Linked DNA regions of Mus musculus: all the other regions are linked to region 2. The links are chromatin loops, found by intact Hi-C in ENCODE. Cell type or tissue: heart. All regions are shown on one strand. Links, peaks and the distances in the headings refer to the core of each region. The heading gives the core; the rest is flanking DNA.

What was found. A loop is a pair of places that touch in the nucleus more often than their neighbours do. Peaks named below come from ENCODE experiments on the same cell type or tissue, not always from the same donor. Only the 100,000 strongest peaks of a DNase experiment are listed, where the experiment ranks them.
Region 1: it touches region 2 in a loop (2.4-fold over the local background); 5 of 42 quality-filtered maps call a loop at or near these places.
Region 3: it touches region 2 in a loop (2.9-fold over the local background); 2 of 42 quality-filtered maps call a loop at or near these places.

The regions. Positions count from the first base shown.
Region 1 is chr13:101,765,163-101,771,608 of GRCm38, reverse strand. Pik3r1 (phosphoinositide-3-kinase regulatory subunit 1) reads left to right here and starts at 3,392. Exons shown (of 16, transcript NM_001077495.2): 1 at 3,392-3,632. In heart, for the core only: a CTCF peak has its summit at 2,911; DNase peaks (open chromatin) are centred at 2,748, 3,308, 4,198 and 5,318; H3K4me3 peaks cover 3,190 bases; H3K27ac peaks cover 2,908 bases.
Region 2 is chr13:101,988,923-101,995,368 of GRCm38, reverse strand. No RefSeq gene overlaps it. Among named protein-coding and RNA genes, the nearest start is that of Gm41044, 22 kb to the left of the region's middle. In heart, for the core only: a CTCF peak has its summit at 3,373; a DNase peak (open chromatin) is centred at 3,408.
Region 3 is chr13:101,913,291-101,919,736 of GRCm38, reverse strand. No RefSeq gene overlaps it. Among named protein-coding and RNA genes, the nearest start is that of Gm41044, 98 kb to the left of the region's middle. In heart, for the core only: a CTCF peak has its summit at 3,225; a DNase peak (open chromatin) is centred at 3,226; H3K27ac peaks cover 1,115 bases.

The DNA of each region.
Region 1 (6,446 bases), core at 559-5,558, 220 kb after region 2:
CTCATGATGGACTGCAGGCTGGAAAAGGAAGAAAGCCCTTCCCTTTCCTCCTAAAGCTGCTTTTGGTGATGGTCTTTCTCCCAGCAATAGAAAGCAAACCAGAACGCTGTGTCTACGTGACATACGAGCATTTTATTGGGGTGGGTTCCAGTATGTCCCAGAAGGCCCAGGATAATCATTCTCAACTCCCAGCATGCAACAAATGGTTTGGAGAGTTTCCTAAAACAGCTTTTTTTTTTCTTTCCACTCCAATCTGACATTTTTGGTTTAGAGAAGACAGATAATTTGCATTTCCAGGAAACTCCAAGGAGATGTTCACAGTCCTGCCCATCTGGGGTTTTTGTAGAAATGAAGAGAAAGCTTGTGGCACAGGGGCCCCTTTGCCTTATCATATCAGCTTCTTGCTTTATTACAGTTACAGTTTGTGTTCCCAGATAAGGTTTTACTCAAGAGGTTACTAGAAAACACAAGTATAAGGCTAAGAACTTGTCATGCAAGGGTAAGTACCTGACTTCAGAGCCCTAGTGCTCAAGTAAATGTGGGTGGGCATAGGGGCTTGACTGTAAATCCCAATGTACAATGTGCAGAGGCAGAAAATCTTTGGTGCAAATTGGCTAGCTGTAGTATCTGATGGGTGCTTCAGGTTCAAGTGGGAGACCCTGCCTCAATCCATAAGGTGGAGAATGAGGAAGACTCCACTGTTAAGTATACACAGGCACACACATGCATACACATGTGAATATGTATACATATGCACACAGGCTCATACTCCAAGTATGAATAGTCATATTGTTTTGTTATTGCTTTTAATTCATAAAATCTATGGGAAATGGAAATAAAATGTGTGGGAAGGTATCAATTTAATATCAATGAAATAGATTATTTGGTGCCCGGGTATGGAAAAATTATTTTTCTTTCATGTGACCCTCTTTGGACATAAGCTGTGTGTTGTGTTCAGTTATAATGAAAATAAGTCAAAGAACGTGTAAGTGCATAATCAATTGCTGAAGACTTTTCTATTAAGAGGAAGTGCAGTTGGGAATTAGATGCTTTTTTACGGCTGAATAGAATCCTATGCTGGAGCCTCTTTCCAAGACTCTAGTGAGCCCAAAGGGAGGAGAGAGCTAGCAAAGTTTGTATTTTCTTCGAGGAGAGGAAAACTAAAGAAAACATCTGTGAATGTTTTATTACTTGAGTTGTCTTAGTTTGGATTAGATTTAAGGGCTTCTACCGCAGGAAACACACCACGGCCATCCACCAGGAGGCTCTTCCTTTCACAGACTACGGAAGAATGTACCCCTGTACCTTGGTTTCTAATTGCCACTATTAAATACTCCGACTGAAGCAACTTACAGGAGAAAGCATTTAACTCACAGTTCAGAGTAGTCTATCATGGTGGGTAAGTTAAGGCCATAGGAACTTGAATAGCTGGCCACCTTATGCCCTCAATCAGATAAGAGCAACCAGTAATGCATGCATGCATAGCCCTCATTTTTTGTCTCCATTCGTACAGTACAGAATTTCCTGCCCTAGGTGTGATTCTACTCATAATTAAGATGGATCTCCCTACACAAATTAACATAATCTATATTCAGAGAGATTCTATAAAGACTAGGCTGGTTTGAACTCGAGACTATGGCTTCAGCTTCAAAGTGCTGGGATTACAGACTTGTCACCACATCCTGAATGGTAGGCAAATTCTTTATTTTATTTTTTATTAGATATTTTCTTTATATAAATTTCAAATGCTATCCTGAAAGTTCCCTATATCCTCCCCCCGCCCTGCTCCCCTACCCACCCACTCTGCTTCTTGGCCCTGGCATTCCCCTGTACTGGGGCATATAAAGTTTGCAATACCAAAGGGCCTCTCTTCCCAGTGATGGCCAACTAGGCCATCTTCTGTGTAGGCAAATTCTTTTTTTTTCTTTTCTTTTCCATTTTTTTATTAGGTATTTAGCTCATTTACATTTCCAATGCTATACCAAAAGTCCCCCGTAGCCACCCACCCCCACTCCCCTACCCACCCACTCCCCCTTTTTGGCCCTGGCGTTCCCCTGTACTGGGGCATATAAAGTTTGCGTGTCCAATGGGTAGGCAAATTCTTAAATGTGATGTGGGTAGCAGCCTGCTTTTGTCTTTATTAGATACCAAGAGTACCAGAAACATTAGTACCTGAATTGTGTACTGAGATCTCTTCTTTTAGAATGGGCGTCACCTTTAAACGTGACTGCATTTGTTTAACATAAACTGTGAATTTCATTTTTTCCCTCTGCTTCCAAAACTCACAGTAATACACTACCAAATTTAGAATTTGACAACAGACTAAGTTCTTGGTTAAGAAAAAGCATTTTGTTGCCAGAATAGCTGCAAAAGGGATCTTTAGGGCAAGAAGGGTGGGTGGCTACAGGTTCCTGAACTACAAAATAAGACATATTTTGGGAGCAAAATTTAAAAAGTCCATGAGTTCTTGAACGTTTTTATGAAGACAAAACACGGGGCTATCATCCTTTCTTATCTGGGAAGGCTGAGCCATTATCACTTTTTTCTTGAGCAGCTTCCATAGTGGTTTCTACTCCAAGGATCTACATTTTTACATCTAACAAACCATAGACTTCATTTGAGTTTCTCCAGCCTATCAGAAGCGTTAGAAGGCGGTGGACTGGCTGAATGACCTACATAGGCTCTGCCTTGCAAGGACTGCCAGAGATCACCCGGTATGCGCCCTCCTCACAGAACACTCCTTTTCCTCTAGATCCCGCCTTGGTTCCTGGAGGCAGCCGTGCCAGGCTTTTGCAGGCGGCGGGCACTCGTTGCTCCAGCTCACCCTTTCACCCCTCCTTCACCCCGGGAGTGCCACGCCGGGTGGCGCGGTTTTTCTGACCACTAGGGAAGCTGGGCAGGCAAGGCCAGGAATTACAGGGCCTCCCCGCTTTGGCGAGCCCTCGCATCTGCATCTTCCTGAACCCAGCCACTGTCCTGAAGCTCTAGTGGATTCGAAAGAGGCAGGGTCTCGCAGGCAGCCGGCTGGGCTCCAGAGAGGCCTGAACTTATTTCCCACCCCCCACCCCCATCCCCATTTGAACTCCCTGCTTCGGGCCTGGGCGACGCCCCGCAGGCGAGCCAGCCCCAAGCACGCAGAGTTAGAGCGCTCCGTAGCGGAGGGCGCGCGCCGTCCAGTCGCCCGGGGCATCCCCGAGCCGGGGGCGGGGGCGAGGGCAGCGAGGGGTGCGGGGTAGGGTCGGCAGCACAGAGCGTAGCTCCTAGACCTTGGTAGCCCTCCCGGAGACTGGCAGAGGCGGAGGGCGCGGCTCGGGCGCTGGGGGGCGGGGTCTCGGGCGTTGATTGGTGTGTATCTGGGGGCGGGGCGCAGGGGCGGGCCCGGGGTGGGGCTGGCGCCTGGCGCTGGAGCTGCGCCGCTCAGGGAGAGGAGTAGCTAGCAGCTGGAGCCGAGTTGGAGGAAGCAGCGGCAGCGGCAGCGGCAGCGGTAGCGGTGAGGACGGCTGTGCAGCCAAGGAACCGGGACAGCGAAGCGACGGCAGGTCGCAGCTGGATCGCAGGAGCCTGGGAGCTGGGAGCTTCAGAGGCCGCTGAAGCCCAGGCTGGGCAGAGGAAGGAAGCGAGCCGACCCGGAGGTAGGCGGCGGCGGGTCCCGGTGTGCCCGGGAGGGGGAAGCGGTGCGAACGCGCACGGCCGCTGCTCTTCCTGTCACCGGCAGCCACTTCTGCTGCCGAGCCACTCAAGGGGAAGCGAGCAGGCTGCCAGCTCCCAGTCGCCAGCATCTCTCGGCCACTTGGAAGCCTTCTCCGGCCAGTGACCAGCTTGCTTGGTCGCAGCCACCTCCTGCTCTCATTTCCTTCGTGCCACCCCGGGCGGGCTGTGCTCGTTACCCGGAGCGTTCGGTCCTGGAGTTGCCAGCGGTCACCGGCTCCCCTCCTCCTCCGTCACCTCACGCTTCCGAGGGTCCCCGATCGCCCTGCAGCTTTCCGAAGCCGGGAGCGCGCGAGGAGAGTGCCTGGATCGCTGCCTTTGCGTTAGCGCGGCGTACCCTCCAGGCCCGGAGCCCCAGCCGGGGTCTCCGGCCAGGCTGGGCCATGGTGGTCCCCGGAGCTCGCCCCCAGCCCCCGCCCTCCGAAGTTTGCCTCCCTCCTCTTCCGGGGTGGGGGAAGTGCTCCTCGGGGCGGTCGGTGGCTGGGGCTCTAGCTCGGCGTCTGGCGCCCGCCGGGCTTGGGCAGGTTGCTGGAGGCATAATGAGTGGGATCCTGGCACCGCCCGGAAATCCAGCTTTTCCTAACGCGGGGCGACCCTGGAAGGACCTGCCCAGCACTAAGCTGCCGGCCAGGGAGAACCGGCCCGCGTGCAAGCCAGAGCTAAAATATCTGGGGGAATTGTCTGCAAGCTACTTCCTTCCCAAAGGCAGAAACTGCCCGGCAGATCACGAGACAAAGAGAATAGAAACGCTCTGACCAGGCACGCATGTACAGAAATGCATTTTAGTAACCAGCTTTCGCGCACAATAACGCAAGGGTGTGAGCGGAGTGGCTGTGACATGTTGAATGCTGTGTGCCGGCACTGTATTCAGGGGAATTCTGCTCCTGGCGCTAGTAATACCGGAAAGGTCTCACTTCCACCGTTAATTCTTGAAGAAGCTGCAGGCTCTATTGCTGTACTGGTGTGAATTTATGCTTTATTTAGGGGTTTCATGATTTTAGGACTTAATTTTCCCCCTTTTCTTTTCCTGTCTTTTTCCTCTTTGTCAGACAGTGTGAAATAGGAAAGGATGAAGCAGTTCCGGGTTTTAAGTGTAGCATGAGATTGTCATTTCAGTGAGATCGAGTTTCAAGTTTTAGGTGGTAGGGTTACTCACAAAGCTGGTTGACCTAGGCTCCTTGTGCAAGCCTCTCTTAATATTTCATTAGCTTGTGTTCCATGTTGGGCATTTGAAAGATAGTAAATTATGAGCTAAGAAAGCTTGTAGTAGGCAGATGGGTTTATTTCTGCCTCAGAGCAGATTGATTGCTAAAGTAGATATCATTAGGACTTCAGGGCCTTCTGCACAGGTGAGCCGCCCATGCATCGTTTGTCACTGAGCAGGGAACCAGCACCCCAAGAGCCCCCCCCTTTTTTTTCATTTTTTTTTTGACAGTTGCACTCAAGCAGACCATTTTCTGAAGCACACAAGTTGCTTAAACTTTGGAAAACATGTGCTTTTTGCTTATTACAAAGAAAATGATCCTGGTTTTTCTTGTGCCTCTTGTGGTTCAAAGGCAGGTTTAAATGGGGGAAGCTCCTTGCCTGGCAGGAGTTCTGTGCCACGCCACTGCTGGCTGCCTTCCTCTAAGTGCCTGTTGCAGGCCACGCCACTTTTCCATAGCAGTCTGTCAGCTTTTACGATTTGAAGAAAGTTGGATGCAGCTGATAACTGGCTCTCAGACTGTTGTGGGAGTTTGCTTTTAACTTTCATCTTGCACCAAGACCTGTTCCTAGTTGCATAACAGAACTCTGCCATGTGCACATTGTTATCTGTCATTTTATTTGCATTTTTATGATAGCATTCTGCTTTTTCACATCTGGGATGCACTGCAGTCATGTAAAAAGAAGGATTTCACTGCCCACTGACTCCATTTATTGTTTTCTTTAGCTGTGTGTGTGTGTTTGGTACATTTCTAATGTATGAAGTTAGTTTGGGAAAACTGAGCAATTGAACACATAGAAATATGCATTTTTGGCTGCTGATGGTGGGTGGTGTGCATGCATCTTTTGGAACTGTTAATTACACCTAACCTGATCAGTGCACCCCCTGCCCTTTTGTTCTTTTATTAAGTATATATTAATTGTATACAACAGTGAGGTTTTTGGGGGGACATTTTTCTACATGCATGTACCATAGTTTGTTCATATTCATTAGCCTTTTCTTGTCTCTTTCCCTCTCAGGCTAATCTCTCAAAAGGCTTTGAATCTTAAGTTCAAGTTTACTCAACCTCCACAGACCTAGTACCCTTAAAAACAGTGGCTTTTCCTTTCAACTGTTTCTGAGCCCACCATGGAACTTGAAGTTTGTTGTGTTGATGGACATTTCTTCTCTGCCACTCTGTCTCCTAAGTAGTGCAGCGAAATGTTGTAAAAGGCATTTACTTTGAGAAAATTATCCACATACTTGTTACAGTAGGAGGAATTCTGGTCCAGCTTTTATTGTGTTTACATTTTTTTTGACTTGCAAAATGTGTTTTATTGGATAAAGAGATAGCGAATGAGTCACCTGGGGAAATAGTCCCATGGGCAAGTCGTCTGTACAAGCCAAGCTAAGGTTTGCATGTGCGCTTTTGACTTTGAATCTCTCATGAATAAGGTGTACACACGCAGATGGATTGAGCTCCTATCAGTCTATTAGGCTCATTACACAGGGCAAGCAAAGCACAAAGCCCTTTCCATGACGTAGGGCTTTGCTA
Region 2 (6,446 bases), core at 784-5,783:
AGTTACATTTTACAGAAAATACAGAAAGTACCACATTCTTGGGGACGCTTTGCATTTAATATCCAGTTCTGTGCTTTTATCTTACACTGAGCCAACCTAGAAGCAAGAGTAAGTGTTATGGAAGAACAAAAATCCTGCTTTTCCTCGTTTTCTTCTGGTGAGACACAGTGGAGCGGGGCTGCAAGCGTAAAGCTGTAGAATCAGTGCTAAGAACATCCTATGTGTCCCAGGAAGCTTTGCTGATAATTAAGTTCCCTGTTCTCAAGTTACTTGTCACCTTCCTTTTAGCTGCTGGAACAGGAACAGCATGTTTCAGTCTTTACTGCCCAAGGACTAAATGAGCAGCTGTGTTTTGTCCCTGTCCCGTCCTCCTGGACCCTTGCCTGGTTCTCAATTGCTTCCTTAAATGTCCTGTCAATTTGGAACCTCCCCCAAAAAAACACTGGCTGGAACAGTGCTCGTATCTCTAGGCAGGTCTCATGACCTCCTCAGGTGACGCACAGTCTTCATGGTGGTGGAACTTCTGGTGGCTAAGTGGCAGGTACCCTGGGAGAGATGTGGGCAAGCAAAGCTTTGAAAACCTGGGAAATCGTACTGTTTGAGGGGAGCTGAAATGGAATAATTATCACCTCCAAATGACTGCTGCACAAGGCAGACGCTGAGACCCCAGAGTTGACATCAATAAGCTAGTGGTGTGGGAAATAGCTGACCCAAGGCTAGGCAGGCGGGGTACACAGGGAGACAGCCTCTACTCAAATGCTCAATGGCACCACTCTTCCCGGCAACTCTGCAGCACTGACTATAAAAGTCCTTGCTAGAAACTGAGAACCACAAGAGCATGTTACATGATAATGAAGCACTTTTATGGGTCATGGGTCAAATACATGGATATTATTATAAAAGGAAGGTATGACCTCTACTCTGGGGAAAGGAGAAAAACAAACATATACCACAGCCTTGTAAATGAGAAGAAAATGTAGAAAGTTTAAGCTACAGCCCTAGTATTTAATGAAAGAAGAAAATCCTGATGAAAGAGACATGATTGGTTGAGTGAAATAGTTCGCTTACAGAAGGACTGGTATTAAACGGCTGAGTCTCCTGACTCCCAGACTACCGTGCATTCCACTGTGTCACACAGGCTCTGCTTAGCTACGAGAACAACCAGGGAGCAAGTGCAGGAAACCCTGAGCTTGGGCTTTGTGCTGTTGCACACGAAGGATGCTGAGAAGGAGAGGGTAAGGATGGAAGCAGTGCACTTCATGGGAAGAGGAAGCTCTCAAAGAGTCATAGAAGAGTTGCAGTGTGTGTGTGTGTGTGTGTGTGTGTGTGTGTGTGTGTGTGTGTGTGTGTGTTTGTGTCTGATTGTATGTATGTATGTATGTATGTATGTATGTATGTATGTATATGTGCATTGTGTGTATAGAAAGAGTAGAAAAAAGGAGGGAAGGAAGGGAATCTGGGGCAAGCAGATGAAATAAGCCAGGTCTAGCTTTAGAATCCAATAAGAAGACCTAAAACACAAACTGAATGTGAGTGCTTCATGAGAACAGAGGAGAAATCACACAGAACATGTCGTGATATTCACCACACACAACTGAGCACCTCGTATATACCGCACTGGAGACAGACTAGGCAGATGAACAAGAACAATGCCCTATGATCATGGCTTCCCACTCTGTCACTCAATTCTTGATTCTAAAAACCAGGTATAGCAATAGAAAACAAAACCATGAGGAATGTTATCTGATCTTTATGGGAGATGATTGGACGACATGATGAGCACATGAGTAATTTCAAATAAAAAGATAGTTCTTGATCTATACTAAGGGATGCTCGTGTGACATCTGAATGACATTCACTGATACCAAGGATGGGTAATGGCTCCACCACACCTAAATAGGCTACCATCCTCAGCTCATGAAATTCATAGAGTAATTGCTGAAATTAATATTTCCTTCTCACTTTTTTCTATCTTTTCTTCCATTAAATATGCACAAAAGTAATGATCTAGAAGATAAAGTTCACTGTAGTGGTTTGAATATGAGTGGTCCCCCATAAGCTCATATATTGAAATCTTTGGTTCCCAGTTGGTGGAACTGCTTAGGAAGGATTAGGAAGTATGGTCTTGCTTGAAGAGGTTTCAAAAGCCTATGCCAGGCCAGTCTTCCACTCTCTACCTGCTGTTTGTGGATGAGGATGCGAGCTCTTAGCTACTGCTCCAGCACCATGCCTGCCTAGCAGCCTTGTTGCCAAGCTCTCTGCCATTGACGGTCAAGGATCTGCCCCTAGTTCTGTAAGCAAGCCCCCAGTTAAATGTTTTCTATGAATTGCCTCAGTTATTGTGTCTCTTCACACCAATAGGAAAGTATCTAAGACACCCATGTGCTCATATATTCCATTTTTATGTCAGCCTATTTCCTAATTCATTTATTTTTGACATGCACATTACAGAGTAGTCCACTATAAAATGTTCATGCATGAGTTTTTTTTTTTTGAAAAGGGATGCCCAAAATATTTTACAAATAAGGGCGTTACCTCAGAGTATTTGGATACACTCTTACTATGTAGTCAATAAGCATTCTTAGGGACAGCACCAAGGACTATGAAATTGATACTTCTTTCTTCCACATATAGTACACATGACTTTACTGTGGGAGTGACAATAGGCCAAGATAGTTCCCTTTTCTTGATGTCTCATCAGATGTGTAGAAGACCTGAGCCAGTGGACCACAAATCAGATATTTGCTCCCATTTCCAAAAGAAAGATCTTTCTAAAAACAAGCACTACCCTTGCCAATATATATAATGTTTTAAATCTAAGCATTCTTACTGAACAAATATATATGTGTGTGTGTGTGTGTGTGTGTGTGTGTGTGTATGTATATATATATATATATACACATATGTGTATATATATGTATATACACATATGTGTGTGGGAGAGAGAGAGAGAGAGATCTTTGGGGAAGTCCCTATATCATTTAGAATCTATTTTATTAGCATAAAAATGAGGGAGCTGAAAATCTCTGTGCCTCTGATCTTCTTCCTAGCCCTAATATTTTACAAGCTATGAAACTGTAAATTTCTCACACCAAACACTATATCCAATATATTATTTATATTATGTCTCTCATTATTACAGGAACATTTTATATGGCATGTCATTATGTAAGCCTTTATCACATTCATCAACATTTATTGAAGACCTCTGCTTGGTCAGATGTCACCACATGCTACCAGGAAGGAACGTGAAGAAGTCCACATTGTGCAGATTCCATTTGTGACTATGTGGCAATCTCAGATCACACACAGATTTTCAGTGTCTAACCATGCCTTGTCCTTCTGCCAGCCTGTCCACAGGAGTTGTCTTGCTCTCTGGTGGCTAGAAGCCTACTCAGTTGGCTGGAGGGAGATTTGTAGCACTCAAAGGCATGGGCATGAGGGAAGATTCCTTTTAGGAAAGTGATAGCACTGTGCACCATGGTGTTCAGGCTCTGACATGCCACAGATTAGCAGGCATGCCTCTGGAACAAGGCATGTGATGAGCCTTTGAGTCCATGTCCTAAATGGAGTCATATAGATGCACCTTTAGTTCCCTCCTCCATCTTTCATTGACCATTTGGCCCATGACATGAGAGTTAACTAAATTAACACACGTCAATTACTCAAAGAACATTTAGTACCTATGAGCATGACGTGTCTAAAATCTGTTGTTATCACTGGTGATATTTTTAGAGTTGTAAAGCCAAAGAGGTTCCCCCCTCCACAAATCTTCCAGTGGCAAATGCAACATTCAAAAATTGTTGACAAAAATTGAGCTACAAAGCAAACACTTGATTGCCCGATGCCTATGGCTTGTCCTGTTCACTTCTGAAAAGCCATATTACTTACTGCCAAGTATGCCACTGAGGTGATAAACTTAAGGTACAGGTGTCACATGGTATGACACAATTGGCACCACACATCGCAGCATGCCTCCTTCCTGCCAAAGGCCTCACGTAGATTTCCCATAGAATTGTAGAATGTTCTGGACTCAAAGTTCAATTACATGTGCAGACTTGAAAAAATTATCACGGAAACTTTTTCAGAATGTGCCTATATTATCTGTGACCTAGATACTCTCAGGAGTCAATAACTCATGTCGAAAACATTTTTCCTTTTTGCCTCTGTTTAGATTGAATCAAGTTTTAATTAAAGAAGTTAAGAATAGGGAGCTTGGGGCATGGCACATGCCTTTAATTTCGGCACTCAGGAGGCAGAGGCAGGTGGATCTCTGAGGCCAGCCTGATCTCCATAGTGAATTCCAAGATAACCAAGGCAATGTAGAGAGATCCTGTCTCCAATAAGAGGAAAAGAAAAGGAGAAGGAAGGAAGGAAGGAAGGAAGGGAGGGAGGGAGGGAGGGAGGGAGGGAGGGAGGGAGGGAGGGGGAAAAGTTAAGCATAGGCTAGTAAGATGGCTCAGTAGGTAAACATGCTTGCTATCAAGTCTGATGACCTGTGTTCGACTCCTAATACCCACAGGAGAGAACTAACTCCTGCAAGTTGTCCTCTGACCCCATAACATGGACCAGGTCATATGCATACACAACCCCCCCCCCTCCAATGAGTAAACAAGTGCAATAAAGTTATAAAAGAAATGTTCTGCTTTGTTTTAAGTTAAGGGAAATTATTGTATGCTTTGCATAGAAAAGTTATCTGTCATTCTTTGCTCACTGTTCCTCTGCCAACCTCATCTCATCAGAGATCATGTGATAAGAAAAATTGATCAATGGAGTAGTGTGGAACCTACATCATCACAGTGCTAGAACCATTTTGTGGAAGAAGGAATGAGTCCAAAGTTGTTTGATTTATGCAGACCATACATATCTGAGAAAAGTGATAGCCAGAGTAAGGGTTCAATGTTATCCCACCAAGCTTTTACTTGTGGGAAAAAAAGAGACAAAGATATTAATGGGGAATGAATCAAGAAACAAATCACAGCATTTCTACCACTCTCTAACAAAAGCTTCTGGGAGAAGTTTGGTGAACAAAATTTATAGAGGATACAGCAAATGACCAAACTATGTGGCATCTAGACCTAAGTAAGAATAAGGCTGCTTAGAGGCTCTCTGAGCTTCTAAGCCTTCTAAGCCTTGATGGCAACATACACAATTAAGTTCTTAAGACTTGGGCACTCTTACCATGTCTCAGAAGTACCTCAGATGGCACAGTCTGGCATGTTGATTAATATTACACCAATTTACTCAGGATCTACATATAACCCCAGAAGGGAAGAGCTGTGTTTGGGGTAGACACATTAAAATACATAAGCAGCCAAAGTCTGCGAGTCGGAGCAGCTTCAAAGACACCCAACACTAAGCACACCTCAAGAATAAATGGGTCAGGTGTGTGGATTTGTCCATTAGGATACCGACTAACTTTAAAATCTTACACAAATTACTTAGTTGTTGGGTTCTTCCTTGCTGTATAGACATCAGCCACTCAAGAAATGCAAAGAGAACCCTGCTGATGTGTGCACAGTAGTTACCACAGTACCTGGAGTCCATAAAGTTCCACTTTGACACGCTGAACTCCTTTGCATGAGACTTAACAGAGCTCAGCAGAGACTGGAGGAAGAGACTAGCAAAACCATAACCAGTGACCCTGCCCTTCTCCACAGCCATGAAATTAAAACACAGTGCTGTCACTGCCAGGTCCTTCCATGGCTCCAGGAACTTAGCCCTGCCTGAGGGATGCAAGGGAATGAAGTAAAGACAGAGACACAAGGAAATAGCTGAAGTCAGGCCTGGACTTCCTGACAAAGACAGCAGAGCCCTGCAAGCTGGTTGTCTTTGTTATATATAGTTGCATAGAGGCATAAGGTTATTGCATGCAGATAGACAAGGAGGTGAAGTTTATGGTACAGGGCTGCATCAGTGGGGCAGGTTTAGCTAATCACAGTAAAGGCAGTCTTTAGTCTGTAAAAATATCTGGAGAACGCTATAGTGAATATTCTCTGCACTTGGTGTCAGCATTTTCTCTCAGACCAAAAGCTTCATCACATCTCTGAGCCTAGGAATAGAGAAGGCTTTGACCCTTTCCTATGGGTCTGAGGTTTTGGAATTATTAACACGGCTGCACCCATGTCAACATTTGCTCAGGGCTTCACAAACCCAGGGCTTCCTCCTCAAGCTGAAATTACTGTGTAGGGTGGAGTCTATTTCCCTGTTCTGTGACATCCAGTTCTAGACTTGGAAGCATAAAGAAGGATAAATCATTTTCATTTGCACAAACTCCTGAAAACTAGTTTCAAAACCAGAGCCACACAAGTTGTATGCCTTGAAGTCCTCGGTCTCTGTGTCAGAGGACTGTGTTTTCCCCAGTGGGCTCTGCCATCTGACGTGTAGCTCTCCGTGGCTCCTCACTTTTTTAAACTGATGCTCCCTGTCAACCCCTCTGCCTTCGT
Region 3 (6,446 bases), core at 862-5,861, 76 kb after region 2:
TTAGCATCATCCTCATGAGATGTCCTGGAAAGATCTTGTAGGCTAGAAAATATCTCGTGGGCATTTTCATTTACTTGAGAGTTTTTATTTGCTTTATAGCGTTTTCCCAAGGTTGGCACATGTGAGCAATGGAAGAGTCAACTCTTCCTCCAAATGACCGGAAGGAAGCCATCCTCCAGTAGAAGGAATGCATATTTGAATTTATGAGAGCTGAACTTGGCTGCCACAGCCACATTCTTGTTCTACTTTGAGCTTGGCAGACCGTGCTAGTACTTGTGCTGGGTCTGCAGATGAGAGAACTCTTCTATTTTTCTTTGTTAAAGTCTTATAAACCTCAAGAGTATATTTTCCATTCGAGACTTTGATAAACTGTACAAAGACTGTGTGAACAGCCAAGTTTTGTCCAGCCTGTCAAGCCAGCAAAGAGGATATATTTACAGAACGCTTGTGCTTCTGTGTCACAATATGGTAATGTCTGGACAGCCATTTTCTTCATACTGAGATAGCTTTATGGTCATACCCTGACAGCAAATGATTTTATCCTAAACTACCTATTTAGTCTGCTCAGCATGGAAGTCTGATTTTAACAGAAATACTATTTTTGAAAACATATAGCCTTACAATATAAATAGTTTAGTATAAAATCTAAAGATACCGCTTTTGCTGTGGTTGGCACAAACCCACATCCTGTGTCTGGAGCAGTACACTGGGGACTGGCACTAGTCTTTCCTTCCACCCATCCCCAAATTCTCAAACACAGTCCCAAGCTGGCATAGTGTAGCAGAAGCAAGGTTTAATGTCAGAAATGGACAAACCATAGGCATTTCATATCTCAAGGTAACTACTGGTTTTGTAACTTTACTTCATTGAAGGAATAACCACTGAATACCTGGTATCTGCCAGATGCAGGCCTATCTATGGCAATAAACCAAAAAACCAAAGTTTCTATGGTCATAGAGCATTGCAATGGAGGTGCAGTGGGGGAAGGAGGGAAGAGTTATCTTGGCATATACTGACGACGTAATGGCATAATGCATTAAGGGCTAAAGGAGAAATTTGTGCCTCTAGACATAAACAGACTTACGAAATACTCTCTAAAGCCTCCCATTGTAGCCAGAATAGGGTCTCCAGTACCATAGCCTGACTGTGGAGAAAGCAAATTCAGCCAGCAGCCAACTGCTTTTCACCAAAGCCTGCCCGCTGCATAGACATCCATGTCTGGTAGATGCCCTACTGCCAGAACAGCTTGCTTAGGCTCCAGCTGGGCAACAAAGGCCTCATACTGGCCATGTCTGAGTCTTCTCAGAAGGTTGAAAGAAGCAGAGGTTACTTTCGGAAGAAAGCAGAAGGATTACAGAGAAGCATTTATTATTATGGGAAATGGGGAAGTCAGCTAGAACCTCCTCCTAAGAATGTATAACATAGACATTTCCCACTCAAATGACAGGGTTTCTTCACAGGCTGAATAAATGACCCATTCCATTGTTTGAGCTCAAATGACATAGGGGCAGGAAAAAGGACAGAGCCTCTTTAAGGGGTTACCTCGTTTTCCCAAATGGCCTACTGAAAACAGAAAAAGGATCTGCTCATAGGAATACAAGCATTCATAATTTACGAATGAAGAAATGCAAATGGATATAGCTAATTTCATCAACAATTACTCCTGGAGGGATCCTTAACCCACATGCATCCAGTCTACAAGCACAGAAGCCAGGAACTGGAGAAGTGAATGGTGTCTCTGAGATCTCGTGGGCTAACAGGAGAAAAAAAAGGCACTTGAGCACGTGTGCTAAAGGCCAGTGTTGTCACATCCCTCATGCAGGCTTACCTGGTGCACTTTACTGTAAACACAAGCAATATCAGAAATTACTAAATTTTCATGTACCCTAGCAGTCTAAACTAAGACTGATTGAAATATTAGGGTTCTCCTGACCCAGGATAGAATCCTTATATGTCTTCTCTTGCCCACCTGGCCTTTGCTGAGACTTAGAGAAAAATGGGGGTGAGGATCCACTTTAGAATGTCTGACCCTGTGAAGTACAAGAAACTGTCCAAGAAAATCGTGAGGCAATGCACAGATCCCACTTAGACATCAGCTCAGTGGCTTTAGAAGAAGGAAAAAAGGAAGCAGCATCTTCTCTGAGGGGTCCAACGAATTCTGGTGCTTCTGGTGACACTCAGAAGTGCAGAGACTTCTTGGTAAGTCACCATGAGGGAAGAGGGTCTGAATGTGACGCAACTTTAAAAGGAAAGAAATGGCGCCGAGGCAGGGGCTAGGGGGATCCCCAGACATAAGACTCTGCCTCATAACAACCAAAAATTTTAAAAATAAATTTTAAGCAAAAGATTCTCAGCTGGGAAGATAAATAAACAAGGCCAGGCTGGTAGGCCGGCTCCCTTCATGAATGTTAAGCCGTGCCGGCCTGGTTTAATGAGTGAGCTATCAAGTGCCTAGCAAAAGTCCCAGAACACCAATAAATGTTAGTTCTTGTTTCCAACATCAATAAATGATAGCTGTTCCCCAAGTTGTTGGACATTTTCTTAGGAAAATCCTTAGACACCCTATTTAACACACCTGATTCATTCTCTCCTGGAAACGTGGGTGTACGCACAGTGCTTGTATATAATTTTATGGCATCTATGGGGAGGCCCGGAGCCTCCCCACAGGTGCATGAGCCTCCAACAACAGGAAGTGAGTGTGCAGGGCAGGACGCAGGTCTCCCAGGCCTCCGCTTCTTATGCTTTTAGAGCAGTGCCCTCTCTGTGAAAACCATGAGAAAGAAGAAGAAGAAGAAGAAGAAGAAGAAGAAGAAGAAGAAGAAGAAGAAGAAGAAGAAGAAGAAGAAGAAGAAGAAGAAGAAGAGGAAGAGGAGGAGGAGGAGGAGGAGGAAGAGGAGGAGGAGGAAGAGGAGGAGGAGGAGGAGGAGGAAGAGGAGGAAGAGGAGGAGGAGGAGGAACCTTCCAAATATTCTACACTGAAAGTTGGAATTGAGTTCTTGAAATTTGGAATAAATTCTCTGTATTAATGAAGGGCAAAATGAATTGTGCTTTCCTGTTCTTCAGAAGACTTGCAATTAGACTTACTCTTACTGCCCAACACTGAGTTATCAACTCCAAATGGGACTCCCAGTCTCCGAAGCACTGTGGCTGGTTTTCAGCTAGGACATTCAGGCCCCTAAGCCAAGACACACTAGCTGGGAGAGGAGCCTATTCCTGAACCAAAAGATCACCATGTCCCTGCTGGCAGCCAGATGTCATGGTGGCCTGTGGCAACTGGTCACATTAGGTCAATCTACAGCAAGTCAGTCTATGCCTGGACTAACTTGTGATGAATAAGCTGAAACATGCTCCACAAATTCAGTAAGAGCTCTAACAATCATTAACTCCCATTATGAAACAACGTTGTGAGTGTAAACACACCTTTAACAGACATTTCTCTAGCCAGAAGAGCTGATAAAAGGTTTGACTGGGAAGGTGGCCACAGACATGACCTATGTGCCTTTCTATTCGTTCATCTCTCTTCCTTCCTTTGGGGATCTTTTTTCTTTACCCCTTGCCTGTTTTCTATTTATAGGCATAACATATTTGAGCGCGATGACCAGATGACTAGAAATAGCCTAGGTCATTTGTTCTGTTAGCAAAGTTAGCTCCTCCCTTTCTTCAACTAATCTATGATTGTGTTTCTCGCACTTAATAATGGGTGTGAATTGAAAATGTGATACCAGATAAAGAAAAGAAAAACTAAAGTCTCCTTTTCCAGAGCCTATCACCACGAGAGCATGGGCTCTGACATTTCTGTTCTTTTCTTTTTGTTTCTCACACGCATGAGAGATTCCAGGAAAGCTTTCTTTTCTTTTCTTTCTTTTTTCAGCCTTTTTTTCTTCAAACTAAGTAGCGTTGGTACCCTGAGCCAGAGAGTGCAGTGGCTGGTGAGCGAGTGTTGACTTGTCTAAGCAAAGCACTGCTCAGAGCATTAGGAAAGGGAAATCCAGGGACTGGGAGCAGATTGTGGCAATTCCCACACACTTTGTCTCACTCTCTTCTAGCTGGGTATGCGTGGCTAAAGTCACGTTGCAGCCTCGCCTTGCAAGGAGGGAAACAATAAGCTAACAGGCTTCCAGCATAGACTTCTCACATTGGCCTCCAGAAGTTAAAATGAGTACAAGGCAGACTTCCAATCCCTAAAGAGGTTGTTGTGTATGTAAACACACACACATACTCCACACACACACTGTACATACCACACATATACATATATATGCACACACAGAGACATACAGACACACACTCCACATACCACACACAACACACTATACACACACCACACACACACACACACACACACACACACACACTACACCATACACACACATACACACATACCATACATACTTTATACATTACACACCACATACACACATGCACACATCACATACACACCACACACATACCAACCACATACACCAGCCCTAAAATAAAACATCTACTGAATACAACTTCCAACTGGGGCACAGATCTGAACAAAAAACACATTTCCTCACAACTTTGTTGCCTGGGAGTGTCTTTCTGGACCCCCTCTGTACACCACTTCTATACACACCTTCAAGATACCAAGCACTCCTGAACACTGCCTTTCTTGACCCTGGATACCAAAGAGACGTTCTGCCTTTGTAAAAGGCCACCCCTGAATAGTCTTGCTAATGTATACCTTATCTGTGGAGACAGAGATAAGAAGGCCCAATCAATAGCAGCCTGTGTATAGAACAAAGCTTTGGCTTAAATACTAAGGCTAAGAGCAACTTGGACGAAATAGGGAACTGGGCTTAGGCCAAAGTCTGGAGCTGCTGCTGGTGCAAAGAGGGCGGTTTTTTGTGTGGTAGATTTACAGCATGCAGCATAGACCATCAGCCCTCCTGACTGCCCTTAAGAGAGTTAGACATCCCGATTTGCATTCCCCACATGGCTCTTAGAAGCATCCTGAAGCTTGGCCACAAGCCAACAAGACTTGGAACGCCAAGATTCAAGATACCATTTTTTTTTTCTGGTTCACAGTATTTCTAAATATGAACTCTCCTTCTAAGCAAGGAGAATTTAATTTTTTTTCTAAGCAACAAAATTTTTATAGAGATCAAGGTAAGGAAAGCTACTGTTTTTGTCTGGTTCTCTTCAGCTGGGGTCTGGGTCCTCTTCCCATCACACTGGCCACGTAGGGCATAATAGGGCTTATATACTGGGTTTAGTATACAGATAGGTTCTCAGATCTGCATGGTTTATTGTCCTAATTTCTTTTTCTGTTGCTGTGTAAAATAAAGACAACTTAAGAGAGAATGGACTTGTTCTGGTCCAGAGTTCAGGTTAAGGTCCACTCTGGCAGAAAAGTCACAGTGGCAGGAACTGAAAGGAGCTGGTTACGTCATATTCGGAGACAGAATGAACGGGCAACAGACACCAGCATGTTGGTGCTCTCCTTCATTTCTCTGTTTTAAACATGTCAAGGCTTGGTCCTGCCCACCATCATGAATCAGGACAGTCCTTCACAGACATGCCTTAAGACCTATCTCCTGGGTGACTCTAGAGTCTGTCAAGGTGACAAATAACACTAATCGTCACATCTAGAGCAGTCGTTCTCACCATTCCTAACCCTGTGGCCCTTTCATGTTGTGGGACACCTCCCCCCCCCCTGCCCCCAGCCATAAAATTACTTTCATTGCTACTTCATAACTGTAATTTTGCTACTGATATGAGTCATAGTGTAAGTATCTGTGTTTTCTGATGGTCTTAGGCAACCCCCTGTAAAAGGGTTGTTCAACCTCCGCAAAGAAGGTCACAACTCACAGGTTGAGAATTGCTAGCCTGGAGGTACAACTGAGTCACAGAAGGTGCTCACTCTCTTTCCTGTTCATCTTGTGGGCCCTGGAATTTAGGGGGAGCTAGACTCACAGAAGGAGGTTTTTGCTTGCTGCTTTGCTTTGCTTTGCTTTGGAAAACAAGATTTTAGATTGTGGGGGTTATTTGTTTGTGGTTGTTTGTTTTTGCCAATTGGAAACAAACAAAAACTACCATGGGAGTGACACCAGTGAGCTCCCAGTCATCAGACTTTGTATTTTCAAAAGGGTGTTTGTCCTGTTGACCCAGTCTCTTCAATTGGTCATATGGTCGATACTGACAGCTTTCTTTTTAAATGTCCCCAAGGGTGGCACAAGGGTGTCTTGGATTTTGACCACAACTAAATCTGAAAGCTGCTTTTGATAGTCCCAATAATCGGTGCCTTTTCGTTTCCTGCTCTAGAAGTAGTTACTTACCTTGAGTGTGAGTTGGATTTATTTTTGAGGTGCTGAGATTTGAACCCAAGGCCTTATGCATGGCTAGGTCAGCTCCCTACAACCACTAAATCCTAGTCCCCAAGATTCCCATCTATAGAGTAGAATACAGCAAAAGTAATGCTA